Regions from separate parts of the Mus musculus genome. Here region 2 is linked to region 1. The links are chromatin loops, found by intact Hi-C in ENCODE. Cell type or tissue: heart. All regions are shown on one strand.

The links. A loop is a pair of places that touch in the nucleus more often than their neighbours do. Peaks named below come from ENCODE experiments on the same cell type or tissue, not always from the same donor. Only the 100,000 strongest peaks of a DNase experiment are listed, where the experiment ranks them.
Region 2: it touches region 1 in a loop (2.6-fold over the local background); 2 of 42 quality-filtered maps call a loop at or near these places.

Annotation. Positions count from the first base shown.
Region 1 is chr14:63,241,952-63,249,951 of GRCm38, reverse strand. Gata4 (GATA binding protein 4) reads left to right here and starts at 4,681. Exons shown (of 7, transcript NM_008092.4): 1 at 4,681-4,801. In heart, a CTCF peak has its summit at 4,561; DNase peaks (open chromatin) are centred at 2,161, 3,431, 4,031, 4,611 and 2 weaker places; H3K4me3 peaks cover 8,000 bases; H3K27ac peaks cover 8,000 bases.
Region 2 is chr14:63,369,629-63,377,628 of GRCm38, reverse strand. Blk (B lymphoid kinase) reads left to right here. Exons shown (of 13, transcript NM_007549.2): 11 at 1,583-1,733; 12 at 3,307-3,438; 13 at 4,032-4,792. The coding sequence ends at 4,237. It overlaps Gm36165 (a long non-coding RNA gene), which reads right to left. Exons shown (of 4, transcript XR_874703.1): 2 at 6,553-7,012; 3 at 4,961-5,008; 4 at 4,433-4,497. Gm46458 (predicted gene, 46458) reads left to right here and starts at 6,476. Exons shown (of 2, transcript NR_168493.1): 1 at 6,476-6,562. RefSeq lists an enhancer at 7,784-8,000. In heart, CTCF peaks have their summits at 4,919 (motif pointing right) and 5,719 (motif pointing right); DNase peaks (open chromatin) are centred at 2,678 and 4,938; H3K4me3 peaks cover 2,369 bases; H3K27ac peaks cover 3,113 bases.

The DNA.
Region 1 (8,000 bases):
ACCTCACCTCCAGAAGAGGGCAACTCCCTCTCTCTGTAGCTTCCTTTACCCGCTTTCTGGACGGGCGCCCTTCTCTACAGAAGAGTAAGGGAGTCCTTTGGGAAGCAGGAAGCAGAGTGTCTGTGGAGAAAGGGGTGCCAATATCAGGACTGGGCTCCTGGGCCACATGGTGACCTTGTCGAGACTGGTACTCCGGACTGAAGACCGTCCCTATTCACAAAGCCTCTGCCATCATTCATAAACTTAGCAAAAAAAAAAAAAAAAATCTTTTTTTTACAAAAAGCTTTTTGAATTTTCTTAGATTGTGAGGCACCGTTTTGTTCTAAATTGAAATTGAATTTTTAAATAAAAGAAACAACATTTAGAGGCTAAAAAAAATTAAAACGACTGTAACAGAGAATATTTTACAGCTACTATTAGGATATTAAGAAATAAGGTGAGAATTTGGATTGGAGACCCGCTGCCTCCACCCACACTTTACCACGTAGACTCTGAGTCCCAACCTTTCTGTGTCATTTTAAAGATGAAGATAATAGCTTTGTCTTCCTCATTCTTCCTTTGCAATGTGTCCCCAAAGAAAAATTGTGGGGAGCTTTTCAGGCCTCTTCTAGGAATTTGACAGAAATTTGAAGGCAAGTTTTATCAAAAAAAAAAAGGTAAAGTAGGAGAGTGACCTGTAGTTTAGAAGTGACTATGAAATATGCCACCAACTGGTCTCCAGACCGGTAACACTGGGAAGCATTTTCTCAGATCTATGAGGAAGGCACCCCTTCATTTTGCAACATTGCACAATTCTTTTTTTTTTTTTTTGTAACATTGAACAATTCTTTAAAAGCTAAACTATTAAAGAGGGCTATTTTCTTTTATGGTGAAACCTCAAGATTTGACTCTAGGTGTGGGGCTAGTTCTGGGATGTGTGGGCACAGAGAATTCACAACCATCCCTCTTCTGCCTGGAACCCCAAGAGCTGAAGGTCCAGGGCTGGGGGAAGAATGGGTACATAGACTTGGCCTTGCAGGTTCTTTGTTTTTTGTTTTTGTTTTCTTTTTTCTTAAACAAGATGTGGTGTGTCCAGTTGCTCTCTTGGAATTTTCTGCTTTGAGCAGGGTAGTCTCGAGATTCGGGCTGACAGTCACAGAGGAAAGGGACGTGGTGTCTGTGGTGTCAGGCTCCGTTGTTAGGACAGGAGACCGAATTCGTTCAGTGCGGGTCACTTTGTGCATCTAGCCCAAGTCCTTTGTAGATCCAGAGGCACGGCTGCACCTGAGGTATCTGTTCTATAAGACCAAGCTGGATTTCTGTATCTTACCTCTGGCTCCCTTACCAAACACTGGAAACTGCCCAAGCTCCAAGCTCTAGTTTCTTTCCGGAACTCGTTTCTTCTCTCACTGTGCGGCTTGTGAGTTGATTCCCGTTGAATTCGGAGGGGCATCTGCCTCCAGAAATGCGGACATTGTGACGACCAACATTGACCACCGTTTAAACCAAATCACAGAGGTCCCAGAGGGCACTTGCTGGTGCCCAATTCCTGGGGGGGGATCTCTCTTGGTCTCTGTGTGAAATCCAACATCTGCTGTTTGTTTTGTGTGTGTCGTCGTCACCCTCCCTTCGAGGAAATTCAAGTCTCAATTCCTACGTACATCGTGTTCATCCTACAGTTTCGTTTCTGCTAGCTAAGAGGCCAGCTTAAGTCTCAGAATCCTTCGTGAAACAAGAAATAAAATGTATTCTTTTGTGCTGCAAAGATTATTTAGGAATACGGCTCACCTAAATCAGTCTTATTACGGAAAGCTACAGACTTAAGGCTGGATCATTAGACTCTCCACCTTCACTCTGAGCAAAAAGATCTAAGAAGGTTGAAGGTGAGCCTGCCGCCTCTGCCCAGAGACCATGGGAAAGGAAAGTAGAAAGGGGAACGTGAGCCGGGTTGAGCCACCCCCACCCCATCCTAGTGACATAGTCCTTAAAAATAGCCAAGTCTGATCCTCAGCGTTGCCCAGCCCCCCTCCTCTCTTTGGCCTCCCTAGTCTGAGAGGAGCCGATAACCCCCCTCCATCTCCAGCCAGCAAGGCCTTGAAATGCTCCCCGCTCCTGGCAACGCACAGAGGTCGCCTAGTTCTGGTTCCAGCAGAGGAAGGGAGCAACTGAAGGACCGGAGGCAAGGGGAGGAAGGAGGGAGGGAATGAAGAAAAAACCAAAAGCGCCCAAGAAACGCGTCTGGTTTGACTCTCAGCCCACACACCGGGAAAAATTTGTTGTGTGGGACCCAAAGTGTGGGGGTTAAGTCACAGGAAGCTGAAACAAATGTCTCTGTCCCAGGCGCCTTCAGAGTCAGAGATCTGTCTCGGGCCTCCCGCTCGCAGCAGTCAGCTCAGCGGGAGATGCCTGGAGACTCCTGGAAAGGAAAAGCGGTCTGGGATGGTCTTTGGCTGATCTTAGCAAGAGCGAAGGATCACCCGATTCCCTAAGAGACTTCACTGAGTCTCTCAATCGCACTGAGCAAAGTATCCCCAGACTATCTGGGGTACCCTCCTTTAAACCGTTAGAACTTGGTTTTCAGGAAGGCTGTTGGGTGGGTAGAGGTGGGGATGGCTAAGACACAAGGAGAATGTCGCCTGGCAGCTGTTGGAGACCTTGGCGACACAGAGGCGTATCACACATGGCTGTTCCCCCAGACACTTAAGCCCCGAGCTTCAGACTTCATGGGTAACAAAACCAGGAACGCTAGGTTTGGCCCCGGAGCTTAGCGCATTTTGGTCTATGAGGGACACTACAGTGAGGCAAATCTGAGATCTAAGGCACACAAGTCAGAGAAAGAGAGAGGGGGGGGGGAGGGGGAGGAGGAAGGGAGGGAGAGAGAGGGAGAGGGAGGGATAGAGGGAGAGAAAGGGGGAGAGGAGAGAGAGAGACAGAGAGACAGACACGCCTCGTTGGCTTGGGCTGTGGGCCTTTGGCTTCGTTTCTCTTCTGCTCACCAGGTAGTTGAGGGTTTCTTGTAAAATAAAGCAAGGGCCACGCCATTCTCTGCATTCATCCGAGAGTCTCAGAGGAGATGTTGTGGGAGGGTTCCTTGATGCTCAGCGATGGCCTCTGAAATCCTCAGAATACCATCCCTAAAACTTTACCAGATCTCGAACCTGCAGGCCCTGATTCTGACTGGCATTGTTTAGGATTGGGGGGGGGGGCTGGAGAAGGGACCCTAATCATGGGGCCCCAGCTTCCGGGGCGCCCAAGGGCTCAAACTGGCGGCACCCGGGGCTACTTCGGTAAATCAAGCCAGAGTGCGGGCAGCTCAGCACCCCTGACGGGCCTCAGTTTTCTCTCCTCTAGAGCCGCTCTGGACCTCGGGCCCCTTCGGTTTGGAAAAGAGAATTCCCCCGGCGCAGCCGTGCTCAGTCCTTCCTCTGGGATTTTCCTGAGATCCCCACGGGTTGGCCAAAGTCCCACGGGTTTTCCCTTTCAATTGGCTCGGCGTCCCAGCCTGTTCCTAGCGCCTGGGTTGCTTTTGCACTGGCGGGGCAATAGCAATAGCAATCTGCAGTCAGTCCTCGAACTGCGGGAGCCGGTGCCATCCCGAGCCTTCTCGGGCTGCACAGGGTTCTTACCAGGTGGTATTCCAGCCCTCTCCTGACCCCTCTAATCTTGTATTGGAAACCGGTGCCGGGGAGAGAAATGAGGGCTTAAAAGAAGAAAAAAAAAAGTTTAGCCCAAAGCGCGAGAGCCACCAGAGAGCTGTTATCTGCAGCTGAAGGCTGTGGTAATCGATGGGTTATTTTTACGCGGTAATAGGGCCCTGTGATTGCTCTATTAACCTTTAGACCTGTCTGAGGGACTCTCCCCTCACAGCTCCACTGCGCCAGGGCCTACAGGCACTGACGCCGACTCCAAACTAAGGTCTGGCACCCTCCCTACCCCCACCCTAGGGAAGGAACTACAGTCCTTGAATGGGCTCTAAGGTTAGAGACCAGGCTCCCCACCCCCACTTCATCCTTTTGATTGGACCCCAGTCGGTGAGGGCTACAGGGAGTGATGAGAAGGGACGGGAGACCGCAGGAGTGGGAAGAAGTGTCGGCGGCGAGGGGTGCGCGTTTTGTATAAATACATAAACTCCTGGGCTGGTGGAGGTTCTCGGCGCCTTGCAGTCTCCACCGGCTCGTGGGAAGGAGAAAAGAGCGCTTGCGTCTCTAGGCACTGACCTTAAGGGCCAGTTCAGGTTTTAGTGCCTCCTGACCCTCTCCCGAGCTCACTTCAAGGGCCCCGTAGATCTGAGGCTAGCAAGGCATCCCGGGTGACCCAGTGCCCCACCGGCGACCATGAGCCCAGTGTGCGAGGTCACCTTCTCCTCTACCAGCCCCGCCCCTTGAACAGGGCGCTGGACGTGGACCACTGAGAGTAGGGAGGAAAGAGAAGGAGAATAAACACGATCCTTGGCAGAGCAGCAAACCGCAAGGACGTCGGGCTGCACTGAGGGCAGAACGGAGCGCCCGGCACTGAGTGCTTTCCTTCCCCGAGAGTTCCGCGCGCATGGACTTTGCCTGTTGGGGGAGCTTTGGGAAGAGTCCTGCGGGCGGGCGCCGGGCGGAGGTGCTGCCGGGTCCGGGCTCCCCCGCCCCCGCCCTTGCACGTGACTCCCTTAGGCCAGTCAGCGCAGGCGATCGCTACGCGGGGGCCCGGGGAACCGCGCCGGGAGCAGGGGACAAGCCGGAGGCCCGCAGAGTGGCCGCCCGAGGCTCAGCCGCAGTTGCAGCTCCGCGGACTCACGGAGATCGCGCCGGTTTTCTGGGAAACTGGAGCTGGCCAGGTAGGGTTCCCCGAGTCCCTGCTCTTTTCCGGGGCAGGAGAAACTCACAAGTCCGCCGCCCTAGTTTGCCTGGAATAGGGAGGTAGGTAGCTGGGAAAGGAGACGCCGGTCACTCCAGTGCCCCCAGATTGGCTAAAAACTGCTCCGCTTTTGACTTTGGCCTAGCGAGGACTATTAAATCAAGTGAGACTGATTAGCAGCAAAAACTGATGGGTGCTGGAGAGGTGCGTTTGGATTGTTTGGGAGGGAACATGAATCCTTTTAATCCGTCCTGTTTGCAGATTCTCCAACTCTGCCTTCCATCCCACTGGCCAGGGCCCGTGTAATCTCTCTGACCGACTGACCCTGGACAGGCCGCATAGCCCACACTTTGGGGTGCAGATAGGATAGTGTCTCCAGCCTGCCACGCAGGGAGTGCAGAGTGGCAGTGGCAGGCAGCCCTGGGACCTGGGGGAGGGCTGGAGGCCCTTGGAGATAGGCTCGGAAACTTGCGGATCTCTTCTGCTTTCTGTCCAACCTCCTCAAACTCCTCTAGGGCTCAGGAATTGTGTGTGTTATGCACTGCTGAATACTACCCACATACACCGCTTTCGGGGAGAAAGCGACCCAGGGCCAAAACCCCGGCGGAAATCAGGGATAGTCTTGGGTAGTCGGCTCAAGCTCCCCTGATTCACGTATTCTATCGCTTGGATGTGACCCGGGAGAGTTGGCAGTTGTTACTCTTGGGGAAGAGATGTCTGGGTGATGAACTTTCACCAGGTGGAAGGAAAGAGGGGCTTTTCGGTTGAAAGGAAGAGGATAGTGAGGGACCCGAGGCAGTAAAGGATCCGGGGAAATAAGGCCGCGCTGCTGGGAAGCACCTCGGGAATTTATTTCCTGTACCTTTGGAAAAGGAAGGCAGCCAGGAAGGACGCTTCGGACATTAGAAGAAAGAAAGGTTACCTGGGGAGATTACGGAGGGTTAGTGTATAAGTTGGTTAGTGACCATTCTCAGTGTGGCGGGGACCGGAGAGACCCGCGGGAGCCTAAAGGAAAGACCTGTAAAAAGACACATTCCAGCGCGGTGTATTTTCTGACTCTCAAAAACAGGTTCCAGAAAAGCTGTGGACTAAATCCTGAAAAGAGAAATAATTTTCTTTCTGTTGGGGAACTTGGGATGAACGTTGTAGGGTGATTTGAAAGAGAGAGAAAAGTCTAGGCCAGGCCGGACTAGACTTAAGTGAAAAGATGGAGGTTACTGGGCCCCAGATCATAGATAGGCAAGAATCCACCCAGGAGAATGGTTTCTGGCCTTTCCAGAAAAGAGGGATATCTTCTCCACCTTCTATTGTTCTAGAAATTCAACATCAGGTTAAAGCATCACTCATTTGAAACTTCAGAGAGCTTCTGCCCACAAGCCTGCGATCCCAAACGGATTTAGTGCTTGCAGTTTTTCAGGCTTGCACATTAACACCACACGTATACTGTAAGTTAGATTACAGAATTCTAAATCTCTTCTTTTAACTGCTGTTAGTCAAGAAAAGAAAACGTGTATTACCTTAAAAAAATAACTTCCTGAGTTGACATTATAGAAAGTGTAATTAATTAGGACAACTACTTGACTTAAAAATTGAATGGTGGATTTTTTTTTTAATCAATGTAAATCTGCATAGTTGCTTATCGGAGTCCAGAGATTTCCAGAAAGTTTAAAACTTTATGCCTTTCTTTTTAAAGGGAAAAGTTGGTGATCTTAGGTCAAGTTTCTTGTATCCATCCTCCAGCCAAATTTGCTAGGAGGAAATGTCCAACCACTAAGCCGACAGTTTATTGTATTGCTAGAAGGAAATATTCAACCACCAAGCTGGTAGTTTATTGCACATTTTGAAGAAGTAAATATAAAACAATTTATCAGTCACCGTGTGACCGCACACTTTGTCATGATTTCCTTGTTGCTAGAGATGATGCAAAGATGGGGGAAACATTAGTGCATATACTAAATGCCCAATTCCAGAATTTTACAGTAATAAAGATGATGATTTATCGTAAGTATAAATTACATCCCAGGTACTCTCTTGTGGTGTAACCTGGAGATCTGCATTCATGGCTGTTGAATCATGTGTGTGCCTAAGGCTTCTAAGATCTGGTCATGAATGTTTTGTGTGTATTGCATTATAATACAGCCATAATCCTCCAATGACTGTAAGACACCTATAATATTTGCACTTTACAGATGAGGGACTGAAGTGTCGAAAGTTATTTATTCAGGAAGGGGACAGGCCCCAGGGTTTGTATCTAGTTCATTTAATATTACTGCAGATGCATCACTGACTAAAATAGAAACCAATCAAAAGTAGCTGCCTCTTCTCAAGGGGAATTGCAAATACTCAAAGTCCTCCAGTGCCCCACTTCAAGTGTCCGTTGATCTTCAACAAGTTTCACCTATACTGCAGTCTTGTCTTCAGTGAAACAATGAATGTAGACACCTTTACTTAATAGAGGTTCAGAGAGGAAGGATTGGAATTAACAGGTGTGTTAGGAAAATAGAGGGACACCCCCCCCCACACACACACACACCATAGTCTCTGGTAATGACAAAACCCAGGATGCCAGGAAGGATGCTGTTAAGCATCAAGAATCAATTCTGGTTTGGGTGGATCTTCAGTTCCACAAGAAAAAGTCATGTAGGGAGCACTTCCCAGAGTTCTGTAAAGTGGCCTTTTTCAACCCGCCTGCTTTTCTGGTCCCCATATATAGTCTGCAAAGTGTTTAAAATGTAACTATTTGCAGAAACGTGTGACTTGTCTGATTTGACACCCACATGATGCACAGTACGATTAAGGAGTTTCACAATCCTTTTTATGGTTTCACCAACACTTGCTCATTTATAAACATTTAGATTCTACCTCTAGGCGTTCGGTTTTTGGTTTTTTTTTTTTTTCTCTTCTTCTTTGTTTGTTTGGCTTTTTTGTTTTTTAGATTACAAACAAAACTTTCACGGGTTGCTGGTTTTTTTTTTATAAAGTTTGTTATCACCTCCGCCCAAACTACAGTTCTTGTTTGGTCAAGAAAATGTTTGAAGAGAAGAGGGGAAACAATTAAAACTTAAAAAAAAAAAAGATAGATCTTTTGAGTCCTTACCATTCTTCAGAGCTCAAAACCCTGTGTTTACAGAATACTCAGGGAAAAAAGAAAAGAAAAAGAAAGAAAAAAGAAAAAAAAG
Region 2 (8,000 bases), 130 kb before region 1:
CTGAGTATGACTGTTGAAACTGGAACTCTCAGCAAGAAAGCTGTGGTCTGTGGCCAGCCTGCGAGACACACTGTCAACACACAGAGAGCTATAAAGGGGAGCCTTCCCACCCACACTTTAACCCACTTGCCCACTTTAACTTCCGACCCTGTCCCACATTATCTGCAGCTGCTATCAGCCCAGGAACTGAGGTCACAGTGTCTTTTTCCACTGGGGTAGCAGAGATCTGTTGATGCAGCTGTTAGGATGGACACAGAAACTTAACCCTGGCGACTGGCTTTGAGTCAGGCATTGGATGGACAGAAGCTGGTCCGCCTCTGCAGCCACAAGAATGGTGGTCCTATACAGTGCAGACTGCCTTGGATTCTTCCTGTCTGCACATTTCCAACCAGAGTCCCAGGACCAGCCCTTGTCGGAGGCCACGTCTACCAAGACTTTTCTGGACAAGAGGGAGGGGTTGTTGGCTCTGCTCTTGAGCAGTTTGCTGCTCATCAATGGATGAACAAGCCTCATTAATGTCTTTGGGTACAAAGCACCAGGGAGAAGATCTAGAGAGAGTCCTGGCTCCCCTTTGGCTTTGTAGCATCTTTTCTACAGACGCAGATTCGCGTCTTCTATGTTTGTGTAGGTTTTGTTTTTTTTTCCCTAAAGCTGATTCGTACGTGTTAGCTAACAGTGTGAGCATTGCCAGGGCTCCCTAGATAGAAGCTGTTTAGTTAGCCCTGGCTTTCCAACCCGCAGAGTCCCACACTAGCAAATGCATATTGACTGAGTGGTTTCGCAAGGGGATAAATGAGGAGACTCATGCATAAAGCAGGGCCCTGTGGAAACAGATGCAGGACTGGGGCCTGGTGTGCAGCTCAATAGGAGAGAAGTTGATAGTATATGTACCTAAGTTCCTGGGCAAGTAGGATCCATCTAGAAGCTGGCATCCTGCAAGAGCAAGTGAGAGCTGAAGTCACCTTTTCCATCCATCAGTGAGTGACTGAAGACTTAATGGCCTGGTACAGGTGCTTGGGACAGACAAGGCTCCTCTTCAGTGAGAGTCTGCTCCTCTGGAGCACCTGGGGCAGGGGCAGGGGCAGGGGCAGGGGCAGGGGCAGGGGCAGGGCCTCAGCTACAGTCACCTTATTCAACACTGACCCTAACCTTGGGTCCCAGAGATGGCTTCTCGTGCTCTGGGTAATAACTATGACCTCTCAGGGAAGTGACCCAGCCCATTGGACATTGGTGATTCCAAGGCATGGTTGGCTCCTCTGAGAGAAGTGTCCACTGAGGGAGTAGCCCTGCCCTTCCGTGCTATGCCCTGTTCGTCCTTTCTCCTCCCTGTCTCATTAGAGGCTATCTACAACCCCAGCCTTCTTTGCTATTCCCAGTCCACAGAACCTTGGAGACAATTGTCTGAAAAAGGGGGACAGGCCTGGGGATGTCAGCCTAGCTTCTCTGCTGCCCTGAGTCTGGGTTGGTCTCATGGGAAGGGGTGGATACCTTCTCTCTCCCCTGGGCAGGGCATGTGAAGCTGGCCTTATGAGCTGGTAGGCTCCATCCTTGCTGCCCTTCACCATGTGACCTGTCCCCTCAGGTTGCAGAGGGGATGGCTTACATAGAGCGCATGAATTCCATCCACCGTGACCTGCGGGCAGCCAACATCCTGGTGTCTGAGACGTTGTGCTGCAAAATCGCTGACTTCGGCTTGGCCAGGATCATTGACAGTGAATACACTGCCCAAGAGGGTGAGCAGAGTGTGTGAGTGTACACACACTCGCGCGCGCACGCACACACACACACACACACACACACACACACGAAAGCCTTTGAACGTCTCAACTCTCTGGAGCCCCCTTGAATGTCTCCTTGCTGTTGGAGATGACTAGGGAGACCCATGGTCCTTGTGTTTGGTCCTTTCCCACCCAGCTCAGCACTTCCTTTCCCTAGATGGGAGGGGGTGGCAGAGAAGCAACTCAAGCCCCTTGGGAGTCTTCATTCAGAATGGCCTTGGAATGCTCAGCTATCTCCTCCCCATCCTGGAGACTCCAGTGCATATAAATCTAGAAGGATGGAGGAGAAGACCTGCACTTTCTTCCCCTTGTTTCACCCTCTGATCCCCAGACTAAGTTGAGAAAATCCTCCTGTGGAAGGAGGGTGTCAGGGAGCACAGGTTGGAAAACACAGCTCTAACTAAAGCATGAGCATCCAACCCTTGCACCCGAAGGGTTGCATGGATGCTCTTCTCTTACTGTGAGTGAGGAAAATTGACTTTGCAGGAGGACTCTGGTACATTGATCAAGCAAGCAGTACTGGTTTAGTGCATTAATCAGTGGATTCAGGAGGAGAGCCACATCTTAGGGGCCGATAACCCCCTCAGGGGACTTCCAACTGGCTCCCCAGACAGTGAAACCATCAGGGGGGAGGTGGCCAATGCCACCTCAGCCTGAGGTTGGCTCTCAGTGCCAACCAAGGCTGTAGCCATCACGGTCTGAACTGAGATGGGCCTTGCTATCCCTCCACACAGTGGCCCTCAGAGGTGTCTGTCTGAGTGTCAGGTTTGCCTTTTGCAGGAAAGCACGGACTGAAGCCCGCCCATACCACGGTCCCTGCCGCTGGACAAGGCCGAGTGAGATAGGAAAGGATGCTTCCATCCCAGATGGACATGCACAGGGCTGGGGACATAGCTCAGTCAGCAGACTGCCTCTCTGGCATGAAGCCCGTGGTTTCATATTCAGTGGAGTATAAATGGGGCATGCTGGTGCATGGCTGTGATCCCAGCACAGTGGAAGGTGATGGCAGGAGGATTAGGAGTTCAAGGTTACCCCTGGCTACGTACGCTCTAGTTGGAGGCCAGTCTGGGATATACACAAGACTCTGTCTCCAAAAAATCAAAATCAAACAAAACAGTAAGTCAGATGGAAGCATATATGGGTGGTACTGGTTTTGTTGTTGGTTTTGTTTTTGCTTTTTTGGTTTGATTTGGTTTGGTTTTTGGTTTTCAAAGACAGGCTCCTCTATGTAGCCCTTGCTGTCCTTGAACTTACTCTGTGGACCAGGTTGGCCTTGAACTCAGAGATCCAAATGCCTCTGCCTCCTAAATGCTGGGATCAAAGGTGTGCACCACACCACCCAGGGACATCAACACTGTTTTTAAGAACTCCTAGGATAGTAGCAAGTGACTGTGTCTTCCTATATCCTCATGTATCCAGTGTACACATCCTGCAGGCCCTCCAGTGGGAACGGGCAGATAGGGGCAGGACTCTGTGGGTTGGGGGTAGATGGTTGGCTGTCCCTGGAGCTACTGCACTTTCCTGGCAGGGGCCAAGTTCCCCATCAAGTGGACCGCCCCGGAGGCCATCCACTTCGGGGTGTTTACCATCAAGGCTGATGTGTGGTCCTTCGGAGTCTTGCTGATGGAGATTGTCACCTATGGGCGCGTTCCCTACCCAGGTAGGCATTGTCCCTGTCCTTCCTACCATCCTCCTGGGACATCCTGATGGTGACTCGCCAGGCTCACTGACTGTGGGTATGTCACACTGGTGAGAGCAGGGTCCTGTCACAGGGACTGAAGCCCAGCCCTGCATTGTGGGCTTCCTCTCCTTCTGCACACTGCTCAGGGCCACAGGAAGAGGGAGAGGGGGAGGAGGAGGAGGGGGAGGGGAGGGAGAGGGGGANGTANATGGATAGGGAGAGGGAGAGGGAGAGGGAGAGGGAGAGGGAGATGGAGATTANGGTGGAATTAGATGGCGTAAGAGACAGGTGTAATGGCTCAAGCTTGTGATTCCAGCCCTTGGGAGGCTGAGACAGACAGATCTCAAGTTCAAGGCCAGTCTGGCCTATACAAGAAGACCTGTGTGAAAAGCCAAAGTAGTACTACGATCCTGGCACCTATGTGACCTTCCAGGGTTACACTAGCCATAGTGTATCAGAGCCCACTCTTTCCCTTCTAGTGCCGGTCAGGGCCTAGTCTAGTGCCCTCAGGGCCAGTGACTGCACTCCTGGAGCACCACCAGCCCTGAAGCTCCCTGTCTGCCCTCCTGTAGGAATGAGCAACCCTGAGGTCATCCGTAGCCTGGAGCACGGCTACCGAATGCCATGCCCGGAGACATGTCCACCGGAGTTGTACAATGATATCATCACTGAGTGCTGGCGGGGCCGGCCAGAGGAGCGGCCTACCTTTGAGTTCCTGCAGTCGGTGTTGGAGGACTTCTACACAGCCACGGAGGGCCAATATGAGCTGCAGCCCTAGCAACCAATGGTCTCTTCAGGGCTCCCAGCCTGAGCCTCCTTCTGGACTCTGACTTTGGGTTAATATGTTCACACTTAGCTCTTCTTCCAGGTAGGTTGCAGAATCAGGGAAGAATGGTGTGCCTGCTTCTCAAGTGAGGGAGCCAGGAGACAAAGATGGCTTCATGGTGAGGCATGAGCTCTCAAGGCACAACCTCGGTCCACCTTTCACTGGCTGTGTGCCTTTGGCCAAGTTACTTTGCTGCTCTGTGTCGTCTCTTCCTTGAATGTAAAATGAGCAAGGATTGTGTTAGAACTTACCTCCAGTTGTGTTCAGACCCCGATAGTCCCGAAATCAGTCTGACCAGTTAGCGATGGACAGGATGTCAGGCTGTCATAACCCAGAGTGCAATCAGAGCTCCCATTTCTCTCACCTTTTCAGTCTCATCAGCAAGTGCCTCCCTGTCTGCTGCTTCAGAACTATGGGTCAATCCTCCAGGTCCCCTGGCTGTGTGCCCCCTACCCATCCCTGCATGCACACTTTGGGACTTTTCTATAATAAAGTCATGAGAATTGTACCTTTCCCCTGGTCTTTACCAGTGACATGAACAGATGTGGCACACGAGATGTGTGTAGGAGGTGGGGAGCACCTTGCCCCAACCCTACCCCATTCCTCAGCAAAGGACACTGGGTGTGACTGACACTGTCTTTCCTGGCCAGCAGGTGGCGATCTCACCCCACAAACCTGTATCTGGGACTCCATGGACGCAAGCACCTTGAGTTCCAAGTTTCCCTAGAACATGGACAGAAAGCCATGAGATGGGGCGGTGATCTCCCCAAGTGTGGAGGCTCTCTCGCCTGTTTTTCTGTCTCCCATTCATCCTGTTTTGTTTATATAGGTGGGGTGGGGGGATAAGTTTATAGAAAAATAAGTAGAAAGGGTCCAGTCTCCATAAACCCTCAACCCTTTTAGATGTCAGCACCTTGCAATAGTGAGCCCACTTGCTCCTCCAGAGGGGCTGGGATCAACACACTTCACACTTGGGTTCACACCCTACCTATACTCCGTGTTCCACCAAAGCACAAGATGATGGATCCATCAAGCCCAAATTATACAGAATAGTCCTCCTGGCCTCAGAATCCCCCAGTGTCTCCCCTCATGCCAAGGTTACAGGCACCCACGCTCATGATGGCATTTTACATGAGCACTGAGGATTCAGATACAAGTCCTCATGTGCGCCGGGCAAGCATTCCCCCTAAGCCCTATCCACAACCCGTGGCTTTGTATTTCAATGTTCCCAGCTGGCACTGATGACTGCCCAAGGATCCGGATTTTGGCAGCTGAGCTGAGTGAGCTACTGAGGGATATTATTTCTCAGGAAAACTGGCTCTGTGTGACTTCCCCATGGCTCTCCCCAGGTCTGCTGTAGAGGTGACATCAAAGGCTGACTTACTCCTCTCAGGGAGGAGGGCCTTTCTCCTTCCAGGTGATGCTGGAACCCACAAGGGGTCGCAATTTGCCCGCACTGACTGAAGGAAGTTCCCTATGTTCACAAATTTATTCAGGACAAAGATCCTTCCATATCCCAATCCGAAGGTCACGTAGGAGAGTGGGTGAGGGATATGTAAAGAAAAAGAGGGAAGCAGAGAAAATAGGAATGATAGGGGAAGTGGCTGTGGAGTGTCCGTGTTCTCCCAACACAGTGGTGGCCGTGTGAGCCACTGGCAAGGGGACTACGTATGAAACATCTGATTATATGATGATTGCCCCTTGCCCAGAGCTTGTGAAGGATACAGACTGAGCCTGGGGACCCTAGGACCATTCTTACCTGAGACAGGCATTTGTTTTCCTAGAACCTGGGTACATCACCTACAAAATGGGTGAGAGTGGGTTTCTGGGATCAGGTAAACCCTGAGTTCAGGACAAAGCACTTCCTCCCACAGGCTATGTGGTACAACAATTCACACCTCTGGGCCTCAGTTTCCCCATTTGGGAAATGGGCCCACAGCAGGTGTGTCTTGTTCTGAGCCTTCATCTCAAAGTGATAAAGAGACAGAGAGACAGTGCAGGAGGCAGCCCAGGAAACAGGAGAGACACACAGACCTCCCACCTGGTCATTGGCATAACCCACAACCAACTTGAGTCAGAGTTGAACATCATTAAAGAAAGGTTGACACTCCCCCCCCCCACACACACTGTTTAGAATATTCAAACTATGCAAATGGGACCTTTATAAACAGTCATTGTTGAGTATGGAGTGCCAGTTTATGCAACCATGGGAAGCACTCATGCTACAGATGAAGACTCTGAGGCCCAGAAAGGCGAAGTGAACTTACCATGCAGCTGGTAAGAGGCATCCATCTTTGGAGAAAGACTCTGATGATGTCAGGGTTGGGAAGCTCACCGTGTGCTGGGGTGGGAGAGGAGGAGGTAGGCCTCCTCTGGTCTCACACAGTCCTTGCTGATTTGTCGGTCTTCCACGGCTGCCTTGTAAAGGATATCGGGAGGAATCACAGTCCCGCTCCAAAATGCTTTCTGGAAACCTCTTGTCTATTCCAGCATGAGCTTGGACCTCTCCCAAGTGGGAAACGGAGGTCAAAGGAGGTGTTTTCCTGGGGACCTGGGGTGGGTGGCGTGGGGGACACTCCTTGGCCTCAGCTTCTTGATGACAGATGGTGGCATGCTCTGGGGTCTTCAGAAAGCCGGAATGTGATGAGATAGACATGAATGAACTCTCCATTCAGACCGGCTGCTCACTGAGAAGTCCTGGTCCCTAGGCAGCCACTAGGTGCTTCTCTGAGGAGCAAGAGCACAGGATGGTGTCTTTAAAGCAGCCACGCCTACAAAAAGAGCTGCATTTGACAGCACGGCACTACCCAGTTTGTAGGGCCTTCCCGTGCTGAGTCTGGCCTTGGATGTCTTTACTTATCTAGACAGCAGACAGGAAGAGACACCCAGACTATAGTAGTTCACTACTGTACCCCTAGGAAACGGGATGGGGACCTTTACCCCCAACACCAGCCGGGTGCCCAGCACTGTAGAAAGAAGCCCTGGGGGGCAGAGGACAACATTCATATGAGAAATGGGCAACAGGGGCATCAAGCAAACCACAGGCCAGCAAGTGGACTGAGGGATCATAAAAAAATGACAGGAAGGAACCAAGAAAGGGAGAGGCAGGCCCTGCTGCTGGATGGGGTCCCAGCTGTCCCTGTCTTGAAGAAGTCACTATCCCGTGATTCATAGAGTCACATCTCTGCCTGATATCCCTTGAGAGTATCCAGGACACTCTGCCCAGTTAAACTTGAGGGTGCGTAAGCCATATAGCTGTCATGGACAGCAGAGACTTTATTACCTCCTGAGGTCACACTTAACCCTGAGAAGAAACATCCAGGAATAAGACAGGGCCTCTCACAAGGGGACCATCTCTCTTCATTCCATGAAGCAAGAATACTGTGCTCCCAGACAAGAATGCTGGGACATTCCCCAGGCCATCAGTGCCACCTGTGTGTCACTGTGCCTAGGCTTCAGACATGTTCCCCACAGGCACTTCCATGGGGTGGGGTGGGGGGCGTAGGCTGTAGTCCTGTTCTCACTTTGTCAGTGGACAAGCCAAGAATCTCAAGGTGGGCTTCCTGACAGTCCTTCTTGCTGGGACCCTGACAGGTGGGCGAAGTCTTTCCCTGACTCTGCCGTGCCTTTCCCAGCTAGTATGTCCCCGGAGAAGTGGAACCAGATAACACAGAAAACTGTAGCCTGGTCAGAGGGTGGCCTCAGAATTCCCAGG